5 separate regions of the Mus musculus genome follow, and regions 1, 2, 3 and 4 are each linked to region 5. A link is a loop called in an ENCODE intact Hi-C map of the cell type or tissue named here. Cell type or tissue: heart. All regions are shown on one strand. Region 1 has its middle 28 kb from the start of Agpat5. Region 2 has its middle 19 kb from the start of Gm35934. Region 3 overlaps Mcph1 (microcephaly, primary autosomal recessive 1). Region 4 overlaps Gm35934 (a long non-coding RNA gene). Region 5 overlaps Mcph1 (microcephaly, primary autosomal recessive 1).

What was found. A loop is a pair of places that touch in the nucleus more often than their neighbours do. Peaks named below come from ENCODE experiments on the same cell type or tissue, not always from the same donor. Only the 100,000 strongest peaks of a DNase experiment are listed, where the experiment ranks them.
Region 1: a loop joins it to region 5, with 2.8 times the contacts of the local background. A loop is called at or near these places in 10 of 42 quality-filtered maps.
Region 2: a loop joins it to region 5, with 2.4 times the contacts of the local background. A loop is called at or near these places in 8 of 42 quality-filtered maps.
Region 3: it touches region 5 in a loop (4-fold over the local background); 12 of 42 quality-filtered maps call a loop at or near these places.
Region 4: a loop joins it to region 5, with 3 times the contacts of the local background. A loop is called at or near these places in 9 of 42 quality-filtered maps.

The regions. Positions count from the first base shown.
Region 1 is chr8:18,816,432-18,820,431 of GRCm38, reverse strand. No RefSeq gene overlaps it. Among named protein-coding and RNA genes, the nearest start is that of Agpat5, 28 kb to the left of the region's middle. In heart, a CTCF peak has its summit at 2,438 (motif pointing right); no DNase peak of the experiment used is centred here; H3K4me3 peaks cover 374 bases; H3K27ac peaks cover 1,150 bases.
Region 2 is chr8:18,919,211-18,923,210 of GRCm38, reverse strand. No RefSeq gene overlaps it. Among named protein-coding and RNA genes, the nearest start is that of Gm35934, 19 kb to the right of the region's middle. In heart, no CTCF peak of the experiment used is centred here; a DNase peak (open chromatin) is centred at 1,820.
Region 3 is chr8:18,617,097-18,621,096 of GRCm38, reverse strand. The region is part of intron 3 of Mcph1 (microcephaly, primary autosomal recessive 1); the gene reads right to left. Among named protein-coding and RNA genes, the nearest start is that of Gm25763, 5.0 kb to the right of the region's middle. In heart, no CTCF peak of the experiment used is centred here; no DNase peak of the experiment used is centred here; H3K27ac peaks cover 501 bases.
Region 4 is chr8:18,897,391-18,901,390 of GRCm38, reverse strand. The region is part of intron 1 of Gm35934 (a long non-coding RNA gene); the gene reads left to right. Among named protein-coding and RNA genes, the nearest start is that of Gm35934, 2.9 kb to the left of the region's middle. In heart, a CTCF peak has its summit at 2,036 (motif pointing right); a DNase peak (open chromatin) is centred at 2,230; H3K4me3 peaks cover 1,032 bases; H3K27ac peaks cover 1,023 bases; H3K27me3 peaks cover 555 bases.
Region 5 is chr8:18,747,927-18,751,926 of GRCm38, reverse strand. All of the region lies in intron 12 of Mcph1 (microcephaly, primary autosomal recessive 1), which reads right to left. Among named protein-coding and RNA genes, the nearest start is that of Angpt2, 8.4 kb to the right of the region's middle. In heart, a CTCF peak has its summit at 2,290 (motif pointing right); no DNase peak of the experiment used is centred here.

The DNA.
Region 1 (4,000 bases), 69 kb before region 5:
CAGTATTTCTGTGTAACCCTAGCTTCCCTGGAATTCACTATGTAGACCAGGTTAGCTTTGAACTCACAGAGCTCCACTTGCCTTTTCCTCCTGAGTGCTGGCATCAAAGGTGTGAACCACCAAGCCTGGCTTATTATCTTAAAGTTTTCCTCTTCCTCAGCAACTGTGTTCCTTTGGATATTGGCTTGTCCCACTGACCCTTTGCTCTGTCCCAAGGCTTGCTTGTGGGAAGGTTTCTACGTCTTCAAAGTACACTGTTGAATTGCATTTGTGCCTCTGTCCCTATTTTAGACTCCTGCATGTCATTCACCGTGTCTCAACTTTTGCGTTCCTTCAAAAAATTACGTAAAACACATTTTGATGTAGCCCGGCCTTGAACTCACTTTGTACCATACCAGAGACTGAGGCTGACATTGCATTTTTAGCTCTGGTGCCTCAATTTTCCCAAGTGCTGATGTGTTCTATTTTGAAGATGATGCTGAGGAGTGAACCCAGGGCTTCGCGCATGCTCCTGGCATTCTATCGAATAACTTCCATGCTCAGGCGAAAAAAGCTTCCAAAGAATAGAACGAATGTGTGAAACTACAGGCTTGTTTAGAGGATCAGCACACCAGACAGCAATCTCTTCACTCGTTTGCCTGGCTTCCCAAGCACTTCGTCCACTTCAATAACTTGAAGCTCTCCTCCTTAGCTCATTGGAAATGTCTGTGCCAGCAGTACCAAGAAAATTCATAGAGCTATGAGTGCTTTCTCCAGATAGCTGCATTCCGCAAACCTGAAACCGTACTCACCAAGCAGCCCTGACTGCTGTCTTCCACCTTGTGTTACTGTGGTCTGGCCCCTGGAGATGACTAACTACATGTATTTGTCTGTTTGTAAGTGGCTTGCTTCATTTAGTTGAATGCCCTTGAGTGGGTGAAATACTTGTATCTGGTTTACAACTATATGACCTTCCTCCTTGTATTATGGTCTTCTTAAAAATCAGAAGTGGGCCTGGAGAGATGGCACCATGATGAAGAATACTTGCTCCTCCCTCAGAGGACCAGAGCTTGGTTTCCAGCACCCAGGCAGGGGGCTCAATTGCCTATAAGTACAGCTTCACCCAGATGATTCGGTGCCTTCTTCTGACCCCTGCAGGCACCATTACAAGCAGAGTGCATGTGCACGGGCACATGCACATGCACATGCACCACACACACACACACACACACACACACACACACACACACACACACACACTTTTTTAACTTAAAAAAAAAAAAAGTAAGAATCCATTATGCTGAATTCTTAGTTTAAATGTCTCTGAGGTTCCATGACAAATGCTGTTCAATGATGAAGAGAAGAAAAAATGAGTTGTGCAATGGATGTTTGTTTTGCAAAACACTTCAGGTAAATATACAGACAGAACTTAATACAAAAAAAAATAGGCAACTTAAAAATGGAGAAAATATCCTAATATATTTCATCATAGAAAATACACAGAGGTGAATAAGCATCCAGAAGGCACTTATCAATGTGTACCAGGAACTATAAATTAAATGCAGCCATGGCATTCACTGAACACTTATGAAAAGAGCACACAGATGCCCCCAGCTCTGGCATCCCCTGCACATGTATGAGAACAGCCAAGCACAGAACACTGATGCCCCCCAGCCTTGGCATGAACTGCACATCCATGAGAAGAGCCATGCACAGAACACTGATGCCCCCCAGCCTTGGCATGAACTGCACATCCATGAGAAGAGCCATGCACAGAACACTGATGCCCCCCAGATGCTGTTGGGCAGCAATAGAAACACTCCCTTGTTGCTGATTGGAATATATTCCGAAATAGCCCTCGTGGAGGAGAGTCTGGTAGTTTCTTGGGAAAGACAAGAACCACAGAGGCCACCATTTATGAATAGTTGACAGGGGTTTCGGGGGGAGGAAGATGAGTAGGTGGAGAGTCGGGAGATTGGGGCAGAGAGAAATCTATTCATTTGTAAAACATTTAAGATGTGGCTTGTGTCATTTTCTACTTGCCCAAACCTGTGGAGTGCCCAACACAAGCAGTGACCCTTAATTTAAACTGTGGGCTAATTTTAATCAACATATTAGAACTGTAACCAATACAACCCACAATCTTGCTACATTAAGAACAGAGGAAACTGACAGTGCTAGGAACATTATTTGTTTTTTTTTTTCTTTCTGTTGTTGTTGTTCAATGTTTTTTCAATTTTGTCCAATATTTTGCTCAATATTTTCTGTAGCGCTAAAAGTGCTCAAATACTCTGCTTCAAAAATCACCAGTATCTTGAGCGTCTCTTACTGATCTTCTTTTGTCCACCTTTAAACAAAACACAGCAAACCCAGAACCTGATTTGGGGCCGTATGAACCTTCCCTTTCCTCTGCTTACTTAGCTGCTGGTTCCCTTCCTTCTCTGTTGAAAATAACCACCAGCAGAGGTTGCTAGCAGGCAGGCATTGGACATGCTCAGAGGCCTTTCTGTGGGACTCTGCTCCGGCTTCCACAAGCCAGCAGCACCAGCAGAGAGCACTTCAGTGTAGGATCTTACCCGAGGTCCTTACAAGAAGGTCCCATGCGCATTCTCAATGCAGAAGACAGACTTTTTGAACTCCCGGTAGCTGGGCCAGCACCTCTTTCTCTAGGAGGTGTTGTGAGGGAGATGAAGGCAATGCATTTCTTCACACCCCCACAGTGGCCTGACAAGAGAAGGAAAGAAGAGTACATTTGTTTCACTTCAGAACTGATGAATGGTTAATTTAGGCTTAATTTTGTGTTTTAGAAGAACATTCCCAGGGACATGAGAAAGTGGGCAAAATATTAACAGCCTGCTTCCTTTGAAAATGTCTCTTTCAGAAATATGTTTACATGTAAGAGTTTAACTGCATACACTTATGAAATCCTTTTATTCTCAGGTTTGTTTCTAATATCTGCGGGACACTCACGGTTGCTGGAAGGCTCATTAGCCATTCTGTCAGGGTCCCGTAATAAACTTCTGAATGTGGTCTTGCTCTATTCCCAAAGGTTATCCAAGAAGGGAAGTAGAGAATGTTCTTTTAGAAAGCATGAAGTGGGAAAATGTCTAAAGCTATTTATAGCAGCACTCAGCCATGGAAACCCCAGACTTCGCGTCTATTTATAGCTAGTCTTTGGGTTAAAAGGGTGAAACCAGAAATCTTGAAAATGCCGCTGCTTTTACCCCACACTGAAGACTGATCAGCTGTCTCTCTGTGGCTGTGATAACCAGAGACTGGCTGGAGCGACTCTGGAAGAGGCAACACATACATCTTGAGCTAAAAACATAGGTTTGTTCAATCAAAAGAGCAACTTTCTCTGATTACGGGATTATTACTTGAGTGTCTTAAGTTTGCAGGCTGCCTTTGAATTGGAGTCGGTCTGTGATGTGTGCGACTTCTAACACGAGGGAATGAGACTGGGTTTATGAAACCAGATACCAGCAGTGAGTTTCCGACACTGGTCCCTCATCTGGATAGAAGGAAGGCTGGGAAAAAAAGCCCTCCAAACATGACTCTGTGTGTGATACGTATGCATGTGTATGCATGCTTGTTGTATGTGTACTCTGTGCATTGTGTATGTTGTGTATATCTATGTTAATATGTGTGTGTGTGTGTGTGGTGTACACCTGCATGCACATGTGTGTGTGTGCTGTGTTTGTTTGTTTTGTATGTGTGGTACATATGTGGTGTGTGGCTGTGTGCACATGTGTATATGGTGTGTAGGACAGGTTGAGTTTGGGTGCTTCTTCATATCCTATCTTTGCAACAGAGTCTCATAGAGCCTGGCCCTCACAGACTCAGCCAGCCTGGGTGGCTCGTCTTCATCTCTCTTGTTCTGGGGTTTTAGATATGTGTTACTGTACCTGACTTTGTATGGAGATTGAGACTCTGGGTCTGCACACTTGCATGGCAAATCCTTTACCAATAGAGTTCTCTCTCCAGTCCTCTCAAACCTTCCTCCGAGTCTTAACACGTTTCT
Region 2 (4,000 bases), 170 kb before region 5:
GAACCCCAAGAATAGACTTCAGCAGATACCTGCATGCAGAGCCAACTCACTCAGGCTTGGCTCCAGACAAGCCCACATGTTTAGAGCTAACATGAACCATGAAGGTTGGAGACACCGCTGTGTCGTGTGTATACATAGATGAGCCTCATTGTCCTCAACAATGGTACATACGAGAGGGAACAAAAAGCCCCTACGTGCGTGTATCTATGTCCCTTTGGGCTCAATCAGGACACCCCAAACATGGGTTTATTTGAAAAGAAGTCAGGGTAAGTGGGGTCAAAATGATAAAAGCGCCTGAGACACCACACAGGACATCTCCCTACATCTAGTCCTGTGAGCCCACACATCACACCGAGGTTTGCTGGCCTGGGCTCACCACCCTACTCTGACCCTGACAAGGTCCATAACTTCAGCAAGGGTTGACGTTTCTGTGTGAAACTTCCCTTCCTCTAAGCTGGGATGATCATGACAGACACTGTCTTAGGACCATCCAAGATCCATGTCAGCTTTTTAGTGAAGTCTTTACTTGGCCCAGATTGAGACTACATTGTATTCACATGTATTCACCAGTGTCCCTCTCAGGCAGTAGGAAGGCCTCCCTCTGAGAGAGCTATGTGAGCTATGAGTGCATTGGCTTCACCATGTCATTTAAACACATATCCAGGACTGGAGATGCCGCTCAGTCAGTTGACTCCTTGCCTAACATGCACAAAGCTGTAGGTTTGAGCCCTGGGGATTGCATAATCCTAGAACTTAAGTGGAGATGGGAGGATCAGAATTTCAAGGTCATCCTTAGCTACATAGCTTGGGCTGAATGAGACCCTATCAGTTGGGGAAGGGGAAGAGAAGGGAGATGGGGAGGAGAAGGGAGGGGGAGGGGTGGGCGAAGAAAGAGGTTGAGGTCTCTGGACTGAAGGTAAACAAAAGGAGCCTAGAACTTTCTTCAGTGAAAAGCTATGGTTTCTTCAGAGAGTTCCTGACGTGCTTTTTCTTGTTTTCCTTCCTGGTTTGGGGGCAGGAGGAATGAAACATGGCCTCCCCATGATCTCAGGGCAGTCACCAGTCAACTATGATATATTTACTGAGAAATTTTTAATAAATAAACCACAGCCTTGAACCCATGTGGCCTTATAAACCAGCCAGTTCTCATGGGGCAAGTTCGGGGGCTTTTATGAAGCAGTACTCCGTTCTCATGAGAATTTTATTAGGAACTGGAGACTCGAAATGCATGGAGCAGGAAATTTATGAGGCTGTATCGGAGCTCTTCCTTTCATTTTGTCATCCGGGTTAATTTACTTTGCCATCCTATGTTGATTTACTTTTGTAAGTTTCAGTCCTGAACACCGTCCCGGATTTCTCAGCAAATTTAAGCCGGCTAATTGATTTCTTGAACTTTCTACTTTCCATTTCTTACCCTCAGAGTCAGATGGATAATTATTGATAGTCTATAAAAGAAAGTTCTCGGAGTCTATGGGAAACACAAATGACTAGACAAAAATATGGCCTCGGCAGGTCTTCCCAAACATCCAAGGGATAAACAAGAACCATGGTGGGAAATGTTTTTTACAACCGCAGACAATCCTTCACATCCCTAACTATTCTACTTGATCGTTTCTTCAAGTACTGTGTTAATTGTGCTTTTGCGAAAGTACCCAGTTAAAAAATCTCACTCGCTCCCCCTCCCCTCCAAAATCCCTATTGTTTATCATCTTGTAACCCAACTTGGAAACAGCCCAAACCCAGAATAGATGTTTGTCCTGCTGAAGTGTAGAGGAAGTGTCCCAACACGTTTCTGCTCTGGGCCTGTTCCAGTGTTTCAGAGACCTCCCTGTTAATGGTGTGAGGGACGACGCCAGGCCAGCTTGGCCTTGGCTGAAGTCTTTAAGTGTGAGTGAGTGACACAAGAACCAGCTCTCTATTAACTATCTGACCCCTGGTCATTGTTTGCACCTGATTCCTGGGTAGCATGCACACCAAAGGTGGCATTTCCCAGTTTCTGTATTTGTTCTTTGGCTGTGATGGTGTTTTTCCAACCAGATCCTTGCCTTGAGTTCAGGAAGTTGCTACAGTGACCTGGCTGGATTACTTTAATGTCTTCTAGCCAGTGCTTCAATGCTTAGACATAGATTTTAGAAAAGAAACTATGTATGTATGTATGTATGTATGTATGTATGTACACACACATATATTATATAGTTAATATTGTCAGTGTGGTAGGATCTAGAATTCCCTAGGAGACGAACCTCTGGGCAGGTCTTTGAGAGAGTTTCTATAATGAGAAGACCCACTATAAATGCAGTGATGCCCGCATCCCATGGGCTGAGGTCCCCGACTGAAGGAAGGAGAACCTGAGCCGAGTGTCATCCTTCAACTATGCTTCTTGATGGCAGATGCCATGTGACTAGCCACTTCAAGGTCCTGCTGCTATGCTTTCCCCATAGTGATGGGTTGTTCCACCCCCGCGAGTCAACACAAGCCCTTCCATGCCTACATCTTCTCACCAGGTATCTTGTCTTAGCAACGAGGAAAGGATCTAATTCAATCTTCTTAAGAGAAGTTTGGGCTGGAGAGATGGTTCAGTGGTTAAGAGCACTGTCTGCTCTTCTAGAGGTGCTGAGTTCAATTCCCAGCAACTACATGGTGGCTTACAACCATCTATAATGGGGATATGATGCCTTCTTCTGGTGTGTCTGAAGACAGTGACACACCTGACACTCACATACATTAAATAAATAAATAAATAAAAGTCTTTTTTTTATTAAAAGGGGGGGCTTTCAAGAAGGCACACATAGTGCTGAGTTTCGGGGCCCTCCTGGAGGGGCCCTCCTGGAGAGCACCATTGTATTGGAGAGATGCTTTGAGAGACAATTAAACCTACAAGAAGACACTCCTGGCCACAGGACAACTGGAAAAAAAGTGAAAGAGACAACAGGGATATGCCTTGACATGTCTCTTAGAACAGGCAAACCCAGAACACAGAGAGCACTGGGTAGTGCGGGCATGGACACTCCCACATTGAAGGCAGGAGAGCAAAATGAAGCAGACTCTTTGGAAGATGGGTTGGCAATTTCTCATACAACTAAGCACTTGTCAGCTTCAGGATCTGCACTTGTGTTTCTGGACGTTTACCCCAGGAATTGAGAACTACTGTGTACACGAAAAACCTACACACAGGGATGGAGTTACAGCTCAGTAATGAAGTGTTTTCCTAGCATGTGCAAGGCCCTGCAATTCCTTGCACCCCACAAATATACATGTGTGTGTGTATATATATATATATGTATATATATATATATATATGCATCATATACATATTCATATATATCATATACATTCACATACATATACATCATATACACATATACATCATATACATATACACATACATATACATCATATGCATATTCGTATACATCATATACATATTCTTATACATCATATACATATTTATATACACCATATACATATTCATGTATATCATGTACTATGTATGTGATAGTCATATAACATATACATCATATATATACATCATATACATATACATCATATATATATCATATATACATATACATCATGTACAGGTACATAGAGAAAGGGGGAACTATATGGAGTGAACTTAAAGCATATGAACGGAGGATCTTAAAAGGATGCATGTCTATCCATTATGATTTCAAGGACCTAACATTGAAAATGCAAAACTACTGATACCGTGGAAAGCCGGTGGTTGCCAAATGGTTGGGGCAGAGTCATGAGCAGACAGATCAGAGTGAGTTTGGGAGCAGACACGCCTGTCTCCAGCACTCTGGTGGGTAGTGTCACACACTTGTCTAAAGTCAGAGAAAACATGCAATGCTACAAATGAGCTGGGGTAGGCACCGGGCTCTGGATGACAGTGATGTTAATGCAGCTCAAGGATGATGACAAACACACCCCTCTGGTGTGGTGGGATGCTGAGAGTGCAAAGACTTGTGGGTCAGAGGGGGACCCGTGGTGTATCAGA
Region 3 (4,000 bases), 130 kb after region 5:
CTCCTCTTAACTGACCCTCTGTAGCTATAATCTATCCTGTTGATCCTCACGGACACAGGCCCATCCTTTCTATCTAATCTCACTCACTACTTCCCCAGTCGATCTAGCTCATCCCTGTCCTTATGGCCCACCTTAGTGTCTCTACACCTACCAGCCCTTATGGCCCACCTTAGTGTCTCCACATCTACCAGCCTATCTCCCTGTCCTTATGGTCCACCTTAGAATCTCCACATATACAGCCTACCTCAGCTTCACCATCTCTAAACAGTTACTGAAGTTACAGGAATGACTTGTAATAATAATAATAATAATAATAATAATAATAATATTTACAAAATTACAATGTTTGCAGCAAGCCTCTCTGGCAGTTGTGGCTGCTGCCATCTGTCTATAGATAGTTCACAACACTCACAATCCACTAGGAAGGAATGACACTTCCATCTTCCTACAAACCAGTCCCACTTGAGCATGTATATATTTCAAGTGAAAGAATACAAACTATAAATCCAGGCATGGTGCTTCACGCTTTTAATCCCAGCACTCAGGCAGAGGTAGAGTGAGTTCATAGTCAACCTGGTCTACAGAGCAAGTTCCAGGTCAGCCAGAGTTACGTAATGAGACCCTACCTTAAAAGAGGAATGGACTTTTAGAAAGAACAATAAGACAAGAGAGGTAAATAAAAAGAATACAAGTAGCATAGGAAGAAGTCAGTGTTCTTATTTCTAGAAGATATTATCTATTAAGGAACCATAAAGCCTCCAGCATAAATGCCCTGATAAACATGTTAGCAAAGTGACAGATACAAAATCAACATAAAAACCAAATAAGTAACTTTCCTACATACCACCAATGCTTTGAGAAAGATCAGGCAGACAACCCCAGTTATGAGAGACCATCACACAGAGTTCTGGTCTCCCTGCGGACATTTTGCTATGCTTAAGAGCTGACCTCCTGCCCCTGCAGGTTCTATCTAAGGAAAGAGGTATTGAAGGAAGTGTCACAAATAGGTCACCCAAACAATAGGTTTCAGGAGCAAGAGAGTACCCAAGGGACCACTGAAGATTGACAGTAACAGAGTAGGCACAACAGGGCCCTGAGATAATAACTAAGCAATGTTTAGGGAATAAAACAGGTTTTGTCATCTGGGTTAAACGACAGAACAAGTGCACGATTTTCTCTTCGTCCACCAGATCCCAATAAAATAACAGTAAAAGAAAACAAATGGGACATAAACTAATGAAAACAAGGAGTGGGTAAGAGCTGCCTGCAGAACTGGAAAGTAACCAACCAAACAAACAAAAGGAAGTCCAGGCCTAGCAGAGGTGCAGAAGTCAAGGACTCCAGGTCCTCCCCAGCGGGAGTGGGGAGCACAAGAGAGAGGAGCAGGTGAGCATGTCTGGACATGGGTGCCTAGAAACACCCACTCTCCTAACACCAGGGTGGAATTCTTATGTCCATGTGAGATAACTAGAAGCCAAGAGCTTTGGACATTGGGATGGCAGGCAGCACAGGAGGAAGGGAAAAAGCTCTATGTGACAGGAACTGTATCCATGGTGGACACAAGATCCAACTACCTACTTCCTATCAGAACTGCAAGCAGAAGCCACTGGCTTGTACAGTGGTATAAAAAGAAAGAACATTTGTGAGCAAAAGATGCATACACGTTGCCTGTGGGAGCAGGGTACTCTGAGGGGGACTGGTTAAAGACAAATTTCCTGTGGCTGGAGAGACGGCTGGCTGTTAGTGCAGTGCTGCTCTTGCAAAAGACCTGGATTAGTCACTGGGTGACTCATAATCATCTATAGTGTAACTGTACAGTTCCGGGGATGATGCACTGTTCTGGCCTCTGTGGGCACCGTATGCACACGGTACACATATATGGGCTGACTACCTTCTACCCTGTGATAGTTACTATGAACTAACAGCTCAGCACCCAGGAGACAGGCTCCTAGGCATGTCTGTAAAGGACTGTCTAGAGTAAGGCAAGAATATCTTGCCTTGGATGAAACCATTCACTGAGAAAGAGATCCTGGACTGCATAAAACAGGGAGGAGCAGAGCTGAGTACTATTAACACATGTACATTCAATGTTCCCTGCTCTTGACCATGGATGGAACAGAACCAATTCTCTCATCCACCTGCTGCAGTGACATGACTGCCATGATGCTATAACCTGGAATTGTGAGTCCAATAAGCATTTTGCTTGTGCGTGTGTTGTGTGTGTTCCTGTGTGCTCATGCATATACTCTCATACAATCAAGCACTATTTGATCAGAAAAAGGAAGCAAATAAAAGGGACAACAGAACAGATTTTGCTAAGAAGCAGCTTCAGGCATTGCCAAACTATATAGCTGCATTTATACAAAAATACCCAGAACTGGAAAACTATAAAGGCAGGAAGTGAATAAACAGCTGCTGAGGCTTCAGACGTGGGAGTGAGAGCTAAAGGGTGCAGGCTTCAACTCCAGGTACAAAATACTTTAAAATTGTGGAGATGGCTGTACAACTCTTTGAGTATGTTTAAAAGCAGTAAATTGTATAGTTTAACTGAGAAAATTATATGGTATGTAAATTAGAACTTACGAAAGGCTGCTATGTATCCACTCTTAATTGCTAAATTCAGATGATGGACAAATCCCAAGTGTGGGTGAAGGCATGGAACAAAAGAACACTCACACTGCTAGAGGAACATAAAACCATGCAGCCACCTTGTTTGGGTGATAAACCACGAGAAATGAAAACACAGAAAGGCACAAACACAAATCTCCATAACAACTTCATTCATAGTAACCAAAAATGGGAAACCGTTCACATTTCCACCACTGGCAAATGCACTGTGGTATGCACATGCAATGGATACTACTTGGCTAGACAAAGGAAACTATTACTGCATGAAACATGAAGAAATCTCTAAACTATCATTCAAGTGGAGGAAGCCAAACAGTCCATGCGAGAAGAGTCCATCTGCCTGAAATCCTACATCAAGGAATGAACTGCCTACAGAATCCAGATCACAGGCTGCTCCAGGCTGAAGGATGGGGAGAAAGGTGCTGACTTCAAAGGGGCGGGCGGTGTTACTCTGGCATATAAAACCCCAGTCTTTTGACTTTGGTGATTATGAGATAACAAACCAATCTATAAACTCAAAGGGGACATTTAAAGACAGTGTCTGGCATCGTACCCCAGGTTGTTTGGAACAAGCCAGAAGGCCTAAGCTGGCCTTAAACTCTGTGATCCTCCTGTCTCAGCCTCCCAGATCCTAGTGTTACAGACATGAGCCACCACACTTGATTTAAGCCACACTTTTACAAAGCTGCTTTTAAGAAAGGCCCACATTTAAGCCTACAGAAGCCCACAGCTTCAGAATGGTCCTACCAGGAGAGCTGGATGCACTGACTCGCGCTGACGACCCCAACACTGGGGAGGCAGAGGCACAAAGACTGCTGAAGGCCAGCCTGAGATACAGTTAGATGGTGAGAGGAGAGAAGGTGGGAGATGATAGGAGAGAAAGGGAGAAAGAAAACAAGAAAGCCCAGTGAGAACGGTGAGAAAGGAGCAGGAGTTAAGTGTATCGTATGTGCCTCTTTTCTAGCACAGTTACGAGTTTAACAGAGTAGTTCGTACCAACTTGTTCTACTGAAGAGCAAAAGGAGATGGTTGGGACTCATCTGAACAGAGAACGACTGAATCTGAGGATCCCGATTACCACGTTAAGAATATCCCAGCCACCATAAGCACAAGGTCAGATAGTATGGACTGCCCGCACCAGTTCTGGTGTGTAAGCACTACCACCTTCCTTCTGGGTTACAAAAGTTGTTTAACTCACAGACCATCAGCCCAAGTTCATTAAATTACCAATCATCTTTTGTAGGTAAGAGTTTGGGGAAAGCCTTGGTTCATACTAGTTAGAGAAGACGCATTTTGTCCCACTTTAAAACAAGCATCTTAACAATTCACTGATCAGTGACAGGACACAAAGGCTCAGATCCAGGATTGTGTT
Region 4 (4,000 bases), 150 kb before region 5:
ATCCCCAGAGTCCGTGCAGCCACCCCGTCCCAGGAGAGATCTTGCAGTCAAACGTTCCTCGAGTTGTAAACTTCCCTTCACTCATTTTCTCATTATATTTCAAGAGGCTTATTTTTGATGAAAAGAAAAAGAAATGGTTCATGCTGTTTGTCTTATAGAGCATGATAGCCATCATCTACAGAGCTGATATGATGCTTGCCAGGAGACTCCGCCCACCAAGATGGGGCTTGTAGACTGTTGACATTCTATATATCGTAAAAGGAAGGCCTAAGGAACATCCACTTCTTCGGGCACTCCAGGCTATTCTTGTGCAGTTCTGTCCTAATTGTCTGTAGCCTTTCCATCCCTGGTGGCACTAGTGTTTATAACCTGTGGAAGCTTACTGGAAGCAGGTAGACTCCATCTATTCAACTATGGGAGTCACCATGTATATTGGGGCAAGTCTTTCCTGTGGTGTGGAGCTCCTCCCAGTAACCCCTCATCCATCTCTGTAAGTATGCCCAATAAACACATTGGTTCCCCAAGTTGGAACAGCACATTGGTTTGTCATGGACAACCTCTGAGGAGGAGATGCACATTTATATCTCCAGAGAAAGAGTCCCTGAACTGAGCCTACAGAGGACTGTATCCTATGCAGTAAAAGACCCTGGTTAAGACTTGCATTTAGTTCCTCGAACTTCTTTGAGTGACTTACGTTGTCTTCGTACATGAATATCGAGAGAGAACACATTTGCACAGAAGCCCCGAGAATTACACTCTGCTTCCTGGACACGCTACATGGACTTCCTGTTGACAGGGGACTGTCATCCCCTTCTGCAGTGTGCCATAACAGACTTCTTCTCCAGGCCCTTCTTAAAACCTTGCTGCATGGAATGTTTTTCATTCTGTGGAACCAAACAGATGCTCAGCCGGAACATGGATTTCTGTGAGATGTGTCTTGCATGTCTGTGGCTTCTGTATGCCCCCCGCCCCCACCCCCATGCATCAGGACTCAAATGCTGGGCTCTGCGAATACCCTTCTCCTGCAGTTCTTAGAAACTGTCCACCCAGCTGTGTCTCTTGTGACTCTCTTTTGTCTGGTGTCCAAACAGATCATATAGGCATTTTCCCCCTACAAAATAACCAGTTAACCCCTGCACCATGTGTCCTCTGGAGAAGTGATCCTGGGCTCTCCAAAAGGCAGCCTTTGCATCTCAATTAGAAGATACTGGTGTGTGAGATTTGTGGGTGCACAAGATTCTGGGCTTAGGACATTTCCCCCTCCTCAGTGGACCTCATTCCCACAGCCAGAAGCACCTTAATAAGTAACGAGAAGCAAGGTTATGGTCCTCAAATGCTGCCTCAGTCTTAGCAGGTGAAGCTGGGAGACTCATAGATCAGGTGATCAGAGACAAGCAGGCTGACCCCATCCCTCCTTGGCTACCAGGGATGTGTGGGCTGACCTGGGAAGTTTCTACCATCAGGAGCAGAGCTGATTATAAGTTAAGTGTGTTCCAATGTATATGCGTGTGTGTGTGTGTGTGTGTGTGTGTGTGTGTGTGTGTGTGTGTGTGTAGCACTTATACACACACGAGCACTCGATGACCTAAACTATCCTGAGGGATCCGAGCAAATACTACTCCTAGCTTTCTTTTTAGAAAGATGGGCTAAACTTGGTCATCGTGGAACATGCCTTCAATCTCAGCACTTACGAAGCACAGAAAGGAGGATTTCAAGGTCAAGGTGAACCTTGACCTGGGCTACATAACAAACCCTGACTCAGAAAACCCAAAGTCCCAAAAAAAAAAAAAAAAAAAAAAAAAACATAAAAGAGAGAGAGAGAAAAAGGGAAGAATTGGCTCGATAGGAGCAGCAGCGCCCTCCCCACAAAGGTGCCCGCCAGAAGGGAGGGCTCATTGACTGTGGTGGCGAGGCTCCCAGGGTCTGCTCTTCTCTCTGCTGTGTAGTATTTTCATCTTTGTGTGTAAGCCACTGTTTCCGAACTTGGATTCAGAACTATTCAAAAACTCAACTGTCAGCTTTTTTCCATGACCACTAGGTGGTGCCAAATCCCCGGTCGGTGTTCCACTTCAACTAGGAAACTAGAAGCGAAGCCCAAATGTAGAACAGAACTATACAATGAACAGGATGGGGGAGAAAAATGTCCTGAACCCTAAAGCCAGTCTTGGAGTCGTCGCAAAAGGAACCCCCTCAGTGGAAGCCCTTGCAGTAGGGTAGCCCCTCTTCCATGGTGCACGTTCCATAGGAGCTCCTGGTGCAGCCCACCTCTCTGACCCTGATCGCCCCGATTTCTCGTTCTCTGTGATTGGCTGCTCTCCCGCACAGGAAGTCGGAGCTGTTTACAGCTTCTACATCCACAAAGGGGCCTTTCCCCAGAGATGGCCAAAGGTAGCTCACTCATTGTGTTTACCAGGCTGACTGTAAAACTTTCAATACTAGCTGTCCTCTGGTGGCAGCCCCAGGGTGGCCGTGGGGCTTGGGGAGGTGGCTTCATTCACTGCCTTGGGGAAACTGACTTTCTGGGCAAGTTACTGAGAGAGGTCTTATCTGCAGCTTTCCCTTGCTCCCTCCCCCTGAGGTGAAATACCTTACCAACTCAAGTGTAAATAACAAAGACAAGAAGACAAGGTGGGGAGGGGTGCGGAGGGGTGGGGAGGGGTGGGGAGGGGTGGGGAGGGGTGCGGAGGGGTGGGGAGGGGTGGGGGTGGGGGGAGGGCGAGGCAGGTGGGAGCCTTCTCCTCCAGCACAAAGGGCCCGACTAACACTCCTACCACAACAGACAGATTACAGATTGGCAAGAGAAAAGCATAATCAATTTACTTAATGGCAGATTTATGGATGCCGTAGAGAATGAAGCCCTAAAGACTGTAGGGGAAATCCTTTAGGTTTCTGTTGCCTTTGGATGAGGGATGGACAGCCACATTGGAATGTGACTGAGTCGAGATCTGACCTAATGTGACAGATAGAGGGAACCTTCAAAACCTACAGCATCTCTTCCTTCCCACCCACTTGAGAGGCAAGGCACCTCCAGGTTCTAGGCTCTCTTGGGGACTCTAGGACTTTTGGTGGGAAGGGCAGGTTAGGTGACAGGACACAGAAAGACTAGACCCCAATGTTTTGGGAATCTTTCCTGGGTCACCCTGCCTGCCCTGTTAACTGTCCAAGGAAATTCCACCACAAGCCAGTCTCAGCAGGTGTTGAGGGCAAGGCTGAAAGCCCCTCCCTCCAGGAAGCTCTTTTGTCAGCTCAGCTGTGGTCACAAAGTAACCAGGTGGGCAAGTCTACTAGAGACAGCTCCACCTTACAGTTCTGGAGGCTGGGACCAAAAACAAGGCTAAGTAACTCTATGGATGACGGCCTGCAGGGCACACACAGCCCTGTAACCCCTTATTCCTTGTCTTAGTTAAGTGATAACCATAGCTTGTGTCTAAATAATCCAGCACAACTGATCCCTTGTCTAGTTGACACAAACGTCACTGTTAAGTCACCACCTTTCCTTTCTTTTTCACCCAAGACCACAGATCACATCAATATAAATATCACAATATAAAACATTCATAAACTTAAAAAGTCTGTCTTTTTACAAATACAGAAACTTGGGGCTGGAGAGTTGGCGCAGTGGTTAAGGGCACTGATGACTGCTCTTCCAGAGGTCCTGAGTTCAATTCCTAGCAACCACGTGGTGGCTCACAACCATCTGTAATGGGATCTGACACCCTCTTCTGGTGTGACTGAAGAGAGTGACAGTGTATTAAAAACAAACAAACCAACAAACAAAAAGCAAACAAACAAAAAAACAAATACAGAAACTTTAAAACTCACTCTGTTTAGAAGTCCAAAGTCTCTTTTAAAAGATAAATCAAAGATAAATACTTTCTTACTTCGAGAAGGAAGAACCAGGGCACACTCACAATCAGACCAAGGCAAAACCACTCCCCAACTGTGTAAGTAACTTAATGTCTAATGTCTGGGATTCACTCACAATTTTCTGGGGCCCCTC
Region 5 (4,000 bases):
AGAGCTGCCTGGATCCCCTCTGCCCACTGCCCCCAGGTTAAACAGGAAGCATGAGGAATCAGGTGGCTAGTTTGGCGGAAGCACATGGTAATCTTCTTCCTAATGTGAATTGTTTTTGACGCTGTATTAGTTCAACAGGTCAATCACAACTGCCACAAAACTGAGGGCCTTAAGGAACAGAAATTCATGCCCACATGGCGTTGCAGGCCAGAGTGTCCAAGGCCGAGCTGTTGATAGGATGGCCCCATAGGATGACCTATGATGGTACCTGTTCTGGCCTCTCCCGGTTTCTGGAGGCTGATGGCTGTCTGAGGGTACTATCACCTGGTCTCTGTCTCCAGGGTCACATAGCATCTTTAGAGGATGTCTGTGTCTTCCCATGAACATCTTTTAAAAAGATATCAGCCATATTGAATAGAGAGAGGCCCTCACTATTTCAGTATTACTCCAGTTTAAATCAATATACCTGAATGGTTACAGCTGCAAATAAGGTAGCATTCTGAGGCCCTTGAAGAAAGGATTTCAACTTGGACTTAGGGTTAGCACAATCCAACCCTTAACAGGGGACCTCAAATGACAAATTAATGCAAAGGTATAAAGCTATACAATGTATCCGGCATATGAGGTCTCACCTCTTCTTTGAGTCATAAGCAACCCCCTTGGGCTCTTTATACCTTTTTACTAATTGGACTGGCTCCTCTTTATTTTATTCATTGCCTGTTTCTCCCAGAACAGAAACTATGGCAAGGGGTAGCACGCCAGAAGCCACAGAGCCTGCCCCGGTGAGCCTTCGGTGAAGGACTATTGATTGGATTAATTTCAGTACTATGCCTAAGAAATGCCAGCCACGGCACTTTGAGTAAGGGGCAGCTTCTTTTTATCCATGTCACATAAGGATGTCAGCAAAGGCTGTTTAAGGAGGCTAGCAATGACTCGGAAATCTGAGACTGTGGTACCTCTTAACAGTACCCGAAGGAACTGATCTAGCAAGATGACAGAGCTGGGGTAGAAAGACATCTATGAGTTCCCTCTTGTGAAGGCTTTGCTAGCCTGCTTACTTCTTCTATCTGCTGGCTTCTGCTTAGCAAAGGATGGCTTGTGTTCTTATTGTTTCTGTCTGGTGAAGGTGGAGAAAGGTGGGGGAGAATTCATATCGCCAGTACAGGATGCCTTCAGAAAAATTTATCATGGTTGTGCTCCCACCCTCCACAGTACTAGATAAGCCTGGTGGTTTTTTTTATTGTCTTATTATGGTGCTCAGGCTATGGAAATAATTCCAGCACCTAAAGTTGTTTCCCTCTTATTCCCCATTCTCCCCAACAGCCGTGCGCTGTGCTGCTGGGATGCAACTCAGGGCTTTGCTCGCCTTAGGCAAGCACTTAGCGAGGGCTTACGCCTCCTAACCAGCATCGATAATGGTTTCAGGTGACAGAGAAGTCCCCAGTCCCAATCTCTGCACTCCTCACAGCAGCCAGTCACACTGATGCTTCTTCCTCTTGCATGTCCCCAAATTAACACCAGAAGCTCAGGCCACCATGTCTGCCCTGAGGGACCGCAGTGGTGTCTTTGGCCTCTCTGACTCTACCCCTCTTACCCCTTTTCCATACCTCATCCAGAGGACTCTCCGGATCATAGTGGGCTACTCCACTGCCTCGAGTTCTCCAAGGGTGGGTAGGCTCTGATGGCTGAGCTGGCTGTGGAGTGAGTTTATTCCTTCACCATCCCTTTCTTAAGCTGCAGTTGGGTTCTCTGAATGCCCATCACGTTTTGTGCCTTTTTTCATTGTTAAATTATGCAACCAACTTCCTCAGTGTGGAATGTAGTTTCTCTCAGTTTAGGTTGCTCTATGGGGCAAGTTGGGGTTGGCAAGATGGTTTCTTTTTGACTAAGTTAATAGTTGGGATCAAAATCAACATTGGAGACATTCCGGCAGTTCACTTAGCCTTTACCTGCTTTGGGGACGTTTCTGGGGGCATGAAGTTCACCATTGGTGCCACAAAGCAATGCCTTTGTCACAGTACCACTCAGGTTCACTAGAGTGGGGTCTTGCTTCAGGCAGTTGGGCCCCAGAGGATTGGCAGCACAGACTTCTGTGTCCTCTGGGCAGTAACTGTACTGCTGTGTGTACCGTGTGCACTACACGCATGTGCCTGCGTGCACGGATGTGAAGGCTTTGTCTATGCTGTGCCATTTTGCAATATGACTAACAGCATCCAGGTTACTTACCAGTTGATGCTTAAACTGCTCAGCGTTTCTATTAATGACCTTAATGACACTTCTGTCGGTCACTTCTTAGGAGACCAGCAGAGGGAGCAGGTGAGTATTAACAGAGCGTTTGAGAGTACCTTCTCTTGCTTTCAGGGTTCTGTGCGCTTAATTTTTTATTGTAGTCAAACAAGACTTTTTGGCATACAGGCTAAAAAAAAAATGTAAGGTCATTTAAAGGCATAATGATTTTTTTGAGGAAAGTATACAATTTCTTTTCCTGTAAATATTCTATTAGACTAGTACTTTAGGCTTTAAAAGCATTATTGCATATTTTGTTCCCCTTGAGGGAAGCAGATGTGAGCAGCGTGGTATCTTAATACTGTTGCAACTGCGCCCTCTTTGTGGTCTCTGTCCAGTTTGTTTCCTTTTATTTTCTCTTTATTTTGTGTCAGCTTTTCCTTGACTTGTGCCCTTTCCTGGAGCAGGAACCTTTGGTGGATGTGGTAGTGGGTGCCAGATGAGGGCCTTAAGGCAGAGTTTGAAAGAAAGGCAGAGTACACAGGAAAATAACCAGGGAAACCTGGCCATCGAGAGACAAATGGATCCATGCTGGGACAAGGACAGCGGAGGGTCTTTTCCACACCTAACGGGGAGCATCATAACTGCTCATAAGCTTGGCTATAACTTTTATGCTCAACTATTTATCATGGTTGTGCTCAAGTTTTTCAAAAACGACTTTTGTCCATGTAAGTCCATAATGGAATGTAAGTTCCCACAGACAGAGTTTTCGTATTAACTTAGCCAGATGGATGGGAATACAAAATGAGGGTCATGTGCATTTAAAAAAAAATAACCTTGACATAAGCCATTTATTTATGTTAACTTATAACCAAGAGAGATAATATATCTAAATGGGAATACTCACGACATTTTTATCTCCTTTTAAAAAAGTTTCTCAATAATTAAGATAAACATTTATAAATTTATATTCAAAGAAGATTAATCTAGATGGCAGTAGGCCACTTCCAAAGGAAAACTCGTCTGTGAGAGATGCAGACAGTTCATTAGAATGGCTGTGGAGGGAGGCTGGACACATTTCACAGTAGGTTACAAACTCTTGAAAGTGTGTCAGAATGGATTTAGGAAGGGGCAATGTAAAATCTTAGCTAACAAACCTACTTCAAATACCAAGTGCTGAGTCAAGGAAAAGATTTACCTGAAGTCACGAGTGAAGTAACTACCTCTAGCACACGAGTCCTTTACATAGAATGTTTACCGTTTTCCCACCAGAGAGAAAGAGCAGAAATGTCAGGTCGGCCCTCACTCACTCTGGAGAACGGCACTAACTGTCTTCCCAAACCTGTGACTCACTCGTATATGGACCCTTTTGACATTTCTTGTTTCAGATGGAGAGATAAAATATTCCACAAAAATATTAGAATGAAAATATTTAAAAATCAAACAGTGTTTGAGATAACTTTATACAACAGAATAATTATATAAACTGAAATCTTCCTAAAAATTTGAGGAATTTGTGGTGTAATCTTAAAAAAATATTTACTTGCATATTTCCCAAGTTTTTAATAAATAAAAAGCTCCCCCTTTTAGAGTCTGTGGGCTTGAGAAGACACACAGTGTGGCTATCAGATATGAACGTACTTTAACAGGATACTCTGCTGCATCCTGCTGGTACAAAGTGTAAACAATGAGAATCTTTTAAGTTTCTTTAAAACAACAACAACAAAAATCTACTGTATCTAACTGTCATTCAGACATGACTTCATAGTAAACA